2 separate regions of the Mus musculus genome follow, and region 1 is linked to region 2. Evidence: chromatin contacts called from ENCODE Hi-C or POLR2A ChIA-PET data. All regions are on one chromosome and are shown on one strand. Each heading gives the region's core, a stretch centred on a gene start or an enhancer-like site at or near the end of the contact. The rest is flanking DNA. Distances are from core to core; before and after follow the strand shown.

Region 1 (5,511 bases), core at 590-3,089, 38 kb before region 2:
TTTGAAGTTAATACAGAAAAAACAATTCTATATTAAGATCCAAGATAAAATTTACTGACTATACAAGATCATCTGCAGATCCCTCTGTGGTATTTCCTATTTTCCTTCAAGAAAAAGGGCAAAAAGAAAGAAAGGAAGGAAGGAAGGAAGGAAGGAAGGAAGGAAGGAAGGAAGGAAGAAAGAAAGAAAGAAAGAAAGAAAGAAAGAAAGAAAGAAAGAAAGAAAGAAAGAAAGAAAGAAAGAAAGAAAGGGAAGGAGGAGGGAAGGGAGGGAGGGAGGGAGAAAGAAGAGAAGAGAAGAGAAGAGAAGAGAAGAGAAGAGAAGAGAAGAGAAGAGAAGAGAAGAGAAGAGAAGAGAAAGATATTTAAAAGAAGCAGAAAGCCAGAGCCAGGTGTGGTAGTCCATCCCTTTAATCCCAGCATTCAGGAGGATATGTAGATATGTAGAGAGACCTTGCATTGAAAACCAATATAAAATTTTTTTTTTAAAAAAAAAGAAGCAGAAAAAAAGGTGAAATCACAAAAATCTGAAACAATTCTATGATACTGATTTTAGCTTTACAAAATCTAAACATTAATTCAATTACAAAACAATGTTATATTCCAAAATATAACTTTTAACAACTCCTACTCAGGGACGTGAGATGGCTCAGTCAGTGAGAACAGTTACTGGCCAGCCTTAAGCTATGTTTGATTCTGGAATCCCACAGGGTGGCAGGAGAGAACAGATTCCCAAGAGTTGGCCTCTGACCTCATGTTCTGTCTGCTGGCACTCATGCACATGCCTGTGGCACGTGGGTTCTCTCCCTGTCTCTGTCCCTCTCTGTCTACTGTCTCTCCTCCCCCTCCTCCTCCTCCTCCTCCTCCTCCTCCTCCTCCTCCTCCTCCTCCTTCTTCTCTCTCTCTCTCTCTCTCTCTCTCTCTCTCTCTCTCTCTCTCACACACACACACACACACATACACACACACACAAATAAAATAAATAAAATGCACAAGACCACAACGAGTTAACTTCTTCCTTTCTGATATTATGAAACGTATGCTATTTCATTAACAATTTTTCATAGTTACCACACAGTCAAACTTCATTTTAAAAATGGTCTCTTGCTTATTCCAAAATTATTTAAAATTTTTAGGAGGAAGAAGGAAACGGAAGTCCATCAAAAACTCTTGCCCTTTAACGGGGAGAACTGTTTGTTCTTAGTGTCCTGAGACTAAATAGTGGCTGCTGTTTGTAAAACATTCTTTCCTAATTCTGGCACACAGCCATACATGAGGAAAAGCTAGAGACCACTGCTGAAATCCTTCCAGGTCTAAAATCTCCATGTTTTAGTGAAATACTCATATTTAATTCATAATTACTAAAGAAGGTCCACTTGATATTACTTTAAAAAGTCATATAGAACTCACTTCTTTTCATTATAAAATATTTATTGTTAGAATTCTGCTTACTGAATATAAATGCTATATGGTTGAAGAAACACAGGAAAACACCTACTATATAGCCATTAATGTAAACATATTTTGACTTCTAAACGGATTAATTAATTATAATAAATTAACAAAACGTAGGTAGAAATTAATTTTAATCACTGTGCCTTGTCTCATGGCCGTGAGCAAATTAATAATGTATTGTCCTTGCAGTTTTCTAAGATATGATTAATGGTCAATATTAAAATTCTTGGGGTCTTCTGGCAAAGTGAAAACATGATTGCCTAGCTAGAAAAAAAAAAAATCCTCTGACTGCAATAAATCAGAATTACTGAAGGTAAACCCTGGGAGATGGCCCATCTGGTCAGACCTGGGAGCACCAGCCATTGTTGCAAGCAGAAGCTGCCAGCCTCTCTCCCAGCCCCTCCTTCGAGTCACGCTCCTGTTCACGTCTCTGCTACATGCTCAGCTGATTACCGCGGAAAAGGGCAGAGCTGTAACTGTTCAACTGACCTTTCCGTTTATTTTCTCTTGTGTAATCTGAAACATGAGCAACCATGGTTTTAGGCTACTGATTCCTACAAAGAATTCTGACTTCATGTTTCAACAGTCTTGGCTCAAACGGCAGTGTGCTCGCCTGTGTTCAGGTTTCCTTGTTTGGAAATCCAACGGGAAAACCAGCTATATGCACTGGACTCTGAAGCCCTGGATCCCTCCCTCTACTCAGCAGACCACTGTCTGTGGTGCCCCTGAGAGTTCTTGGCCATCCAACTTGGTGAGAAGCAATTCGAAGCTCCCACAGCCCTGCCCCAATCTTGGTCCTATGGTGAATTTAGCTGGACCAATAAAAAGATTAAAAACAATCGTGCATAGTTTTCTGTCTTTTGATAGGAATGGCACATTACTTAAATGCTGTCAAAAACTTTATACGCCTCATAGAAGACAAAAACAGAGACATTTTAATGACTCAAATGACACATAGCCTAGGCATAACACCTGCCATATGACCTTAAGGAAAATCAACATGAAGGTTGGGGGCTTCTCTTTCTTAAAATTGAAACACCACATGCAGGTCTAACAGTGCATAATCCATACTCCGAGTTTCTTTAATTCTTAGTTGTATAACACATTGATCCAACCAAGAGAGTAAACATGTATCCCAAGACAACTGGAATATAACACACACACACAAACACACACACATACACACACACACACATGTGTGTGTATGTGTGTGTGTACACAGTCTTATAAATACTGTTTTATAAATATATAAAAGAGAGAATGTAAAAGGAATAGTAAATAAAAGAATAAGAATATTCTATGAATGGAAAAGATAACTACCCCAATGTTTTATGAATGGACACTTTCCAGAGCCATCACTGTAGCCCAGGCACTGTTGTCGGGAACCACCCATGTCACTTTATTGAGCTTGAGGATGAAGCAGGATAGGGCAGGGATACTGGGGAAACTAAGGAAGGTAAGCGGTTTGAGCCAAGCTCCTCAAGTTCTTAGTAGGTTGATGAAACTGAAGTAAATATGGGATCTTTGCCTCCAGAAAAACTATAGTTTGTAATATCAAGTTCTATAGTTTATGGTTTTTTGACTTAACCTGTAAAGAATTACTCAATTAATATGGTTAAATGTTTCAATAAATTGAATGAAGAAAAAAATCTGCTACAAGAGTGATATATATATATATATATACATATATATATATATATGTATATATATATATATACATATATATATATATATATATATATATATACATACACATATATATGATCAACAAAAAAATCACCATGAATATCACCCGAAAAACATGAGCATGCACTATTAACTATGGTTAATAATTAAAAAAAAAAAAGCCACAAAGTATGGTTGCCACACTGGTGACGCCTTTAATTACCCATGAACTTTATATTGGGAGGGGATACCGTAATAAGTCTGAATCACACTGTAAGGGGGGCACACTGCTTTTGTAATCATTTAGTGTATAGCTAGAACACTGTTTTGTTTTGAATTGGTTTTTGGGTTGGTTTTTTGTTTGGTTGGTTGGTTGGTTTGGTTTGGTTTGGTTTGGTTTGGTTTGGTTTGGTTTGGTGTTTTTCGAGACAGGGTTTCTCTGTGTAGCCCTGGCTGTCCTGGAACTCACTCTGTAGACCAGGCTGGCCTCAAACTCAGAAATTCGCCTGCCTCTGCCTCTGAGTGCTGGGATTAAAGGTGTGCACCACCACGCCCAGTTTAGAACACTGTTTTGATAGTCAACAAACCCGGAGCTATACTTAGCCCTGTATAGCACTCTAACAGAGTGTCTCGACCTCTTGTTCAGGAGAATAAAACCAACAAACAGTAACTTCCTTCCCGTGTCATCAGAACTTCTGTGCATACTGGCACTTATCCAACCTTACTCAAGAATTTACTAAGCTATAATCAGTCAGTTATCGGTTTGAACTTTGGAGATTTTCCAGCTCCAGCCCCTCCCCGCGCCCCCCCCAAGGCCTGAGGATTTTTTTTTTTTTTAGAAATAGTATCAGTGTACCAATTTTCAATTTGATAATAGCACAGACACATCTTATTATTATTATAACATCAAAAATGCCAAGAGATATATTTTGATACAGATACATTGACATCCAATGTGAAAACACATCTTTTAGAACATATTATGAAACAGCAAAGGTCTATCGAAAAACTGTTTTTTACCTTTACAATGGGAGGTGAAAGCTTCAAAATCCTGTCTACTTCAAAACTATAGATATTGAACAGCATTCATATTCATTCACTCACTAAATATATATATATAGCAAGAATTCTTTTAAGAGATAAAATTTCAGGCTAGAGAGATGGCTCAGTGGTTAAGAACACTGGCTGCTCTTCTGAAGGTCCCGAGTTCAAATCCCAGCAACCACATGATGTCTCACAATCATTCATAATGAGATCTGACTCCCTCTTCTGGGGTGTCTGAAGACAGCTACAGTGTTCTTTCATCTAATAAATAAGTAAATCTTAAAAAAAAGAGAGAGATAAAATTCCAAGCTTTACACATATATCTATAAAAACCACATTGTATCGCCAATTCATATGTCACGGATATACACCTCAATAATTTCATTAGACAACTAATGACCTAATACAGTACAAATGTAATAGCCTTGAAAGCACAGGTAAGGAGTGGCCCGTACGTATGTCTCCCAAAACACATACCCTGCTTTCAATTTATACCCAAGTTGGGATTAAGAATAAGTACTGCAATGTTGTCAGGAAACATTCTTTCACAGTTGATAACACAATGTGGATAGAGAATAACATTTATAAATTTGATTTACCATATTACCAAGAGTGCCTATAATAAATTACCAACTAAAACAAAGACCCTATACTAGACACAGATTTGGAAAAAAACTCCAAATTAAATTCCATTCATGTAGTACCAAATTTGCTCCTTAAAAAGGCCATGATTAATAATTCAGTAGTCTTTTTAACATCAGTAAGATAGAGTTATAAATACAGCAAGAATACCTGTTACTCATGGGCAAGAATTTCCTACCATTGTGTTTCCAAAGTATACTGACAAAACTCAGAGTAATACTGGCAATTAATACTATACCCTATTAATAACAAAACTAGAATTCCTATAACCTACCCACAACTGGAGGTCAACCTTCCCAAGGTTAGGTTCACAAAAAGCTAAGGCCAGTCTTGCAAAACAGTACAATCATTTAATATTCTAAATTCTTTATTGATCTTCTAAAATGATTTCTGCAGCAGAGATAAACACCACGACCAGAAACCAATCAGAGAAGTAAAAGACATCCATCAGTCATCTTAGAAGTTACAGCTCATTATCCAGGGAAGCCATGACAACAGCACAAGACAGGAAGCTAGAAGCAGGAACTATAGACCTTGGAGGAGTGCTGGATACTGCCTTGTTCTCCACCACACGTTCAGCTTACTTTCTGCTACAACCCAGGCCATGTACTCAGGGCTAGCACTGCACACAGTGGGCTGGGCCCTCCTACAATCACTGGCAATCAAAACAAGTGCCCCAAGTACACATCACATACCAACTTATTGG
Region 2 (5,302 bases), core at 338-2,837:
CGTGCTAATTATCTCAGGGGACTCAGGCTTGCATCTTCTGAGTGAAAAGTTGCCAGACTCCTCCCCAGTACTTAATTTAAAGTCACGACTAAGTACTGTAAGTGAGGATCAGCCCAGCTGGCTGCTGTAAGGAGGGTTCCTGTATTAGGATATGTAAACTCTGGAATGAGCAGTTTATAATGCCTACTGTTTTAGAATCTGAGAATATTGGTTTTCTAGAAAGTGACTTAAGTGAATACATTTAATAACATGACAAAGCTAGGTCGTTGAGCTTTAAGGGTCTTTGTGTTTTCAAGTCACATCAACCCATGTTCATAATCACCAATGCCACCAACTAGTTCTATGTTTTCTATGATTAAAAAAGAGTCTATCGACTGGTGCCAAGGTAGTTTTGATTTTTGTAGTATCTAGGCTTTAAAGAAGAAACTAGTATGACAAATATGACAAATTGACTGGTGCCAAGGTAGTTTTGATTTTTGTAGTATCTAGGCTTTAAAGAAGAAACTAGTATGACAAATATGACTGCAGCAAAATACTTGCAATCGACTCATAACTACTCTAATTTATATACTAGCTACTTTAATTTTCAATCTTAACCTGAGCAGATTGCAATTATAAATTTCTGATAAGTGGGAAGCCTGGTGGGAGAGGAGTTATACTTTTTGAATTGGGCTCTGCAAGTTAAGCCATCCATGCCCTGTTAACTCTCCTGGAAGCTAAGGTCAAACACCCGCAAAGGTCGCTCTTCGATGTTGGTTTAAGGGAGAAGAGATCTGACCAACGATTAAAGTGAAACGCAGATTAATGAACTCACAAGAGCAAACAGGAGGGTGCAAGATGTTGAAAGACTGCCTGAAAGACTGCACAAACGCTGCTCGGAAGTAGACTACAAAGTTGGAAAAGCAAAATCACACACGCCCTGGGTCACGACCACTGCAACTCCCAGGACCAGAGGGGGGTGGCCTGTGAGTCCCGGAAGCCGCTGCGTGGCTGCAGCGCTGCCTGTCCCAGCACGTAGGGGAGGACGCGCGGCCAGGGACTGCGAGCAAGTGAGCGAGCACGGGGCGGACGTGCAGCAGAAAAGTTCAGGAACTCCCCCGGGAAGCCGGAGCCACGCCCACCGCATGATTGGCGTGCGAGGGGGCGGGGCCGCGCGGAGAGGGGGGAGTCGGGCGGCGCGCGCGCGCACGCGGGAAGGCCGGCCGCAGGCGGAGGGCGGTGGAGGGGTTCCCCCGGGTACCTGCGCTGGAAGTCCGCGGCGAAGGGCTTCAGGTACGGGTCAATCTCCAGGAGTCGGGCCAGCTCCGGCACGTCGGCCAAGGCGGCCTCCAGACGAGCATCGGGGCCCGTTTCCCCTGCCGCAGGAGCCGCCGGCGCCGCCATCTTCGCCGCAGCAGCCCGAGTAGCCGAGGCCCGAGAGGGTCGAGTGGGCCGAGTGGAGTGCGAGCGGCAGGGCGGAGCCGGGCGAGCCTAGGCGAGCCGCCGGGGACTTGCCCTTTATAGCGGCGGAGCGGGCCAGGGTGAGCCCGGGACACACGTCCTCAGCGCGGGCCCCCGCCCACTCACGGGGCCGGCCCCTGGAGCCCTGAACTGTGCTGGCTGGCCACCGGGAGGCGGGTCTCACCAGTCCCTGTCCCTTCCCCTTCCTGCCCGGTGGTCACCTCTCCTCAAACACCTGCTCTCATTTCTGAGTTTTGTTTTTCCTAGGGCGATGGTTTTCAAAAAGTGGGAAATTCACCTGGACCACGGTTAAAAGTCGACAACGCGAAACTATTTAGAATCTTAATGTCATTTAACAACCCTACGGCCCTAACCTTAATGTGTCTCAAGAGTTTAACCAAGAGAGTCTTTAAAGATTTTTGCATAGATAAGCATGGATAGCCAGCCAGGTCCCTGAAGTCACAGTAAGAACAAGAACTTTCCTGGTTCCCTGTACTGAAATCAGGCATTTGTGTTTCACCAACCAAACTGTCTTTGATGAGACATGACTGGGAGAACATCATTAAAGTGGACTGCACTCTCCTGCTTAATCACAGTGATGAAGCAAAAACTTTTCTGGCCAAGCTCCCAAGTATAACTACCCTGTGTCCTTTCTGTCCAGTGGTTCCTTTGCAAGAATACAGAATGGGGGCTTGATGCCATGATGGCTCACTAGGTAAAAAGTGCTTGCCACAAGGCATATAACTGGAATTATATTCCCAGAACCCACGGTCTGGAAAGAGGAAACCAACTTTCAAATATTTTCCACCCTGCCACATATATACTGATACACAGACATACAAAAAAATTTTTTTTTAAGAATACAGATTTTGACACAAGGAGAAATGGACGCTGCTACTCAGGAGGCTGCAAGTTACTTTGCACCTCAAAACTGGACAGGCTTGAGTATAATTTTCTCAGTTGAAATCTGGAAATGTAAAATCCTATCGCTTCTCGGCCTTTTGGCTAAGATCAAGTGTAGTAAAATCTTAGCGTCTAGGAAGAAGGAACAGTATTGACCAGCCTTGGGATATAAACATTTAAAACAGGGTTTGTGATGAACTTAAGAAAGAAAAATATTCACTTCGATGTGAATAGCTAAAGGTCTTAGATAAAGGTATATATATATCTACAAATGGGGGGGGGCTTGAACCCAGAAATAAAGTACCTAGTAGACACCCAATTCTGTAACTTCATTTTTTACTTTCATAACTCTAAATTTTCATCACTTCACACTGAAATTTCCACTTGGCTGACTAAGAAACCTGAACCAACTATCTTCTTCATAGCATAAGCGTTCACCTGTTAAGGTAAAACCAAAGCACTGATTAGGAAGGGAAAAGGGAAGGGGTGAGAAAATAAAAATAAAGTTTTCCTGAATAAACACTACCTAAAATCAGCTTTTATCACTTTTATACAGACTGATAATCACCCATAAATTACCATTTTTACCCACTCCCTGTACCAGTATTTCCCAATGTGACCTTGATATGAGTCACCTAGTGAAAATGTGCATTCTGAGTTTGGGGTCCATGTACCAGAATATATTTTTAACTACGTTCAAGAGATACTGATGCTGCCAGTTTTACATAATTAGAATAGCTAAACTCTATAGTACACATCAAATAATCTCAGTAAAAATTTAAATGGCATGACGTTTCACTTAAGTGTGAAATATAAACGTGGCTTTCCTTAAAACACTTAAACAACCTGTAGTCACTACCTTCACTATCCAGTTCCCTTGTACTGTAGTGGCATGGCCCTTTCAGGATCTGACAGAATTCTGTGAGCACTGCAATTGCTACTCTTTTTGGGAATTCTCTTCCTTAGCTTCTCTGTGGCTACTTTCTTTCCAGCCATCATTGAGATCTCTGGTCTTAAAAGCCCCATTCTCTTCTATGCTACAGTAAACACAATGTAAGCTCTTTGTTAATCTTTAAAAGGCAAGCTTTATAAGAGCAGGAACCCAGTTTACCTCAACTTTCATACACCAGCCTCTTGCCCACATAGCACAGCTAAATGGGATTTTAAGTTCCACTGTCGTAATTATCACATAAGTCCATTTCGGGTGGAGCTGGAACACTGGAATTATTATTATTGATCAAATGCGCCTCTTTTATTTCTGGTGCCCAAGCAATCCCATTTGCTGCTGGCATTTAGGTTGTACCGCAATAAGACACAGCCATGGAGGAATAGCCGTCTAGGCAAAGTGTTTCTGAAATGGGGAATTGAGGTATTCAGGACAGAGAGGAATACAGGGAAGGAGGGAGAGGAAACTAGCCTCAGTGGTGTCCAGAGAAGCAGAGTACCAGGAACGGAGCAAGTGCCGAGGACCTGTTTGCTCTCGCAGATCTACAGTTAGAGGGATTTGAGGAGAAAACTGAGGGTCTGAAATACCCTCCCCAAGGATGCATCCAATCCTGCAGTGACTTGATGAGCCAGGGTGGAGGGTGATACCCAGGATACAGGCTCCCCTTTCTCCGAGGAGGAAGGGAGGAGGGTCTGTGTGAGAGGGTACTGGGAGAAATGGAGGTTGGTATTGAGATGTAAAGCAAACAAATACAAAACATTTGAACTATTTAAAATGAAAAAAAAAAAAAAAAAACCTCTCTCATCCAAATGGTTCGGAAGAACAGAAAGTAGAGAATTAGGAGACAGCAGTGATACCAAAGAGAGAAGGTGATGAACTAAGATTGAGAGGATGATGGAGTGAAGATGTGGAATTCATGATAAATGCCCAAGGAATGCAGAAGTGATTTAGATTTTTTTTTAAAGCTTTGCAGAGGTGCTGCAGTAGAGCACCACAAACTTGATGATGTAGATGAACAGAAATCGTTTCAGTTACTGCCCATCCTAACCCTTGTCACCTCCCCAGCCACTGGCTTTGCCCTTGTTTATATTACCAGATCCGTTCCTTCTTAGGAAGTAAGTCTCAAGTTCAGTAGGAAAACAGGTGCTTGCACCCATCAGTCCTGCCCTTATGACACCAGTGTGCTGGTAGCATGGCATGCAAGGTCTAGCCTAAAAATATTAAAGACAGTTGTTTTTTTTTTGTTTTTTGTTTTTTCCAGTAACTATCTCCTGCCTTCTGGCACTACAAATGACTGGGGGTGGGAGGGACTATAGCCTAGCCTCAGGCTGATTTCTCCAAGTCATACAACAACTATGTGGTGTCTTCAGCAATAAGAACTTCCTGTCTAGTTTCAACATGCAGCGTACAACATTGCAAGGACCCTTTCGGTTTGCCAATCCTAAGATGTCTCTAGCCAACAGGGATAGCCAATCTCTGGCGCTCTGATTTTATTTGATACTTTTCTAGTTGGGAGGCTTTTTCTGCCTGCACAGGTTGCCCTTATTTGCGCTCTATACCTTTTGTTATCCTCCCAGATGCTTCTCCAAAGCTGCATGGAACCCAAAGGCTAGCATTGTACAAGGAAATGTTTTCACAAAGGGTGAACTTTATCTCTGAAGTTCCATCCTTTTCTAGAGACTGCACATTGGCCTTAGGATTTAACAACTAAGGAAATACTAAAATAATGCATGAGACATGCCCAATACAGCATGACAAGACCTCAACATTCTTATCAATCACTTTCTGAAAAAGGACAATATATAAATACATAAGGCTATGTTGGAGACAGCAGCATGGATAGTTCTACCTTATTATAATCAACAATATTATATAATATTATAATCAACAATCATGCTCCACGAGCTGCCGTGCTTTCTCATCCTAGGGCACTGCCTTAATGACCCTGTTTATACTTCTCCACCCCTGGAAAGTCAGATAGGGCAGGTTTGCATTCTGGGGACCTGCCTGGAG

What was found. Hi-C counts contacts between places; a loop is a spot of excess contacts on that map. ChIA-PET counts read pairs that join two places held with the same protein, here RNA polymerase II (POLR2A).
Region 1: a loop to region 2 is called in a map of gastrocnemius, with 13 times the contacts of the local background. The contact joins the enhancer-like site here to the promoter of Gbe1 in region 2. A Hi-C loop is called at or near these places in 7 of 37 maps with a recorded cell type or tissue (T-helper 2 cell, adrenal gland, gastrocnemius and 1 more). POLR2A ChIA-PET finds 5 or more read pairs at or near these places in 1 of 5 experiments (Patski).

Annotation. Positions count from the first base shown.
Region 1 is chr16:70,348,483-70,353,993 of GRCm38, reverse strand. All of the region lies in intron 1 of Gbe1 (glucan (1,4-alpha-), branching enzyme 1), which reads right to left. Among named protein-coding and RNA genes, the nearest start is that of Gbe1, 37 kb to the right of the region's middle. Within about 2 kb of position 1,839, at least 2 of the 3 ENCODE cell types and tissues checked have a DNase peak (open chromatin) inside an H3K27ac peak, as active enhancers do; they include gastrocnemius and heart, where a contact is called at or near this core.
Region 2 is chr16:70,310,234-70,315,535 of GRCm38, reverse strand. Gbe1 (glucan (1,4-alpha-), branching enzyme 1) reads right to left here and starts at 1,587. Exons shown (of 16, transcript NM_028803.4): 1 at 1,241-1,587. The coding sequence starts at 1,383.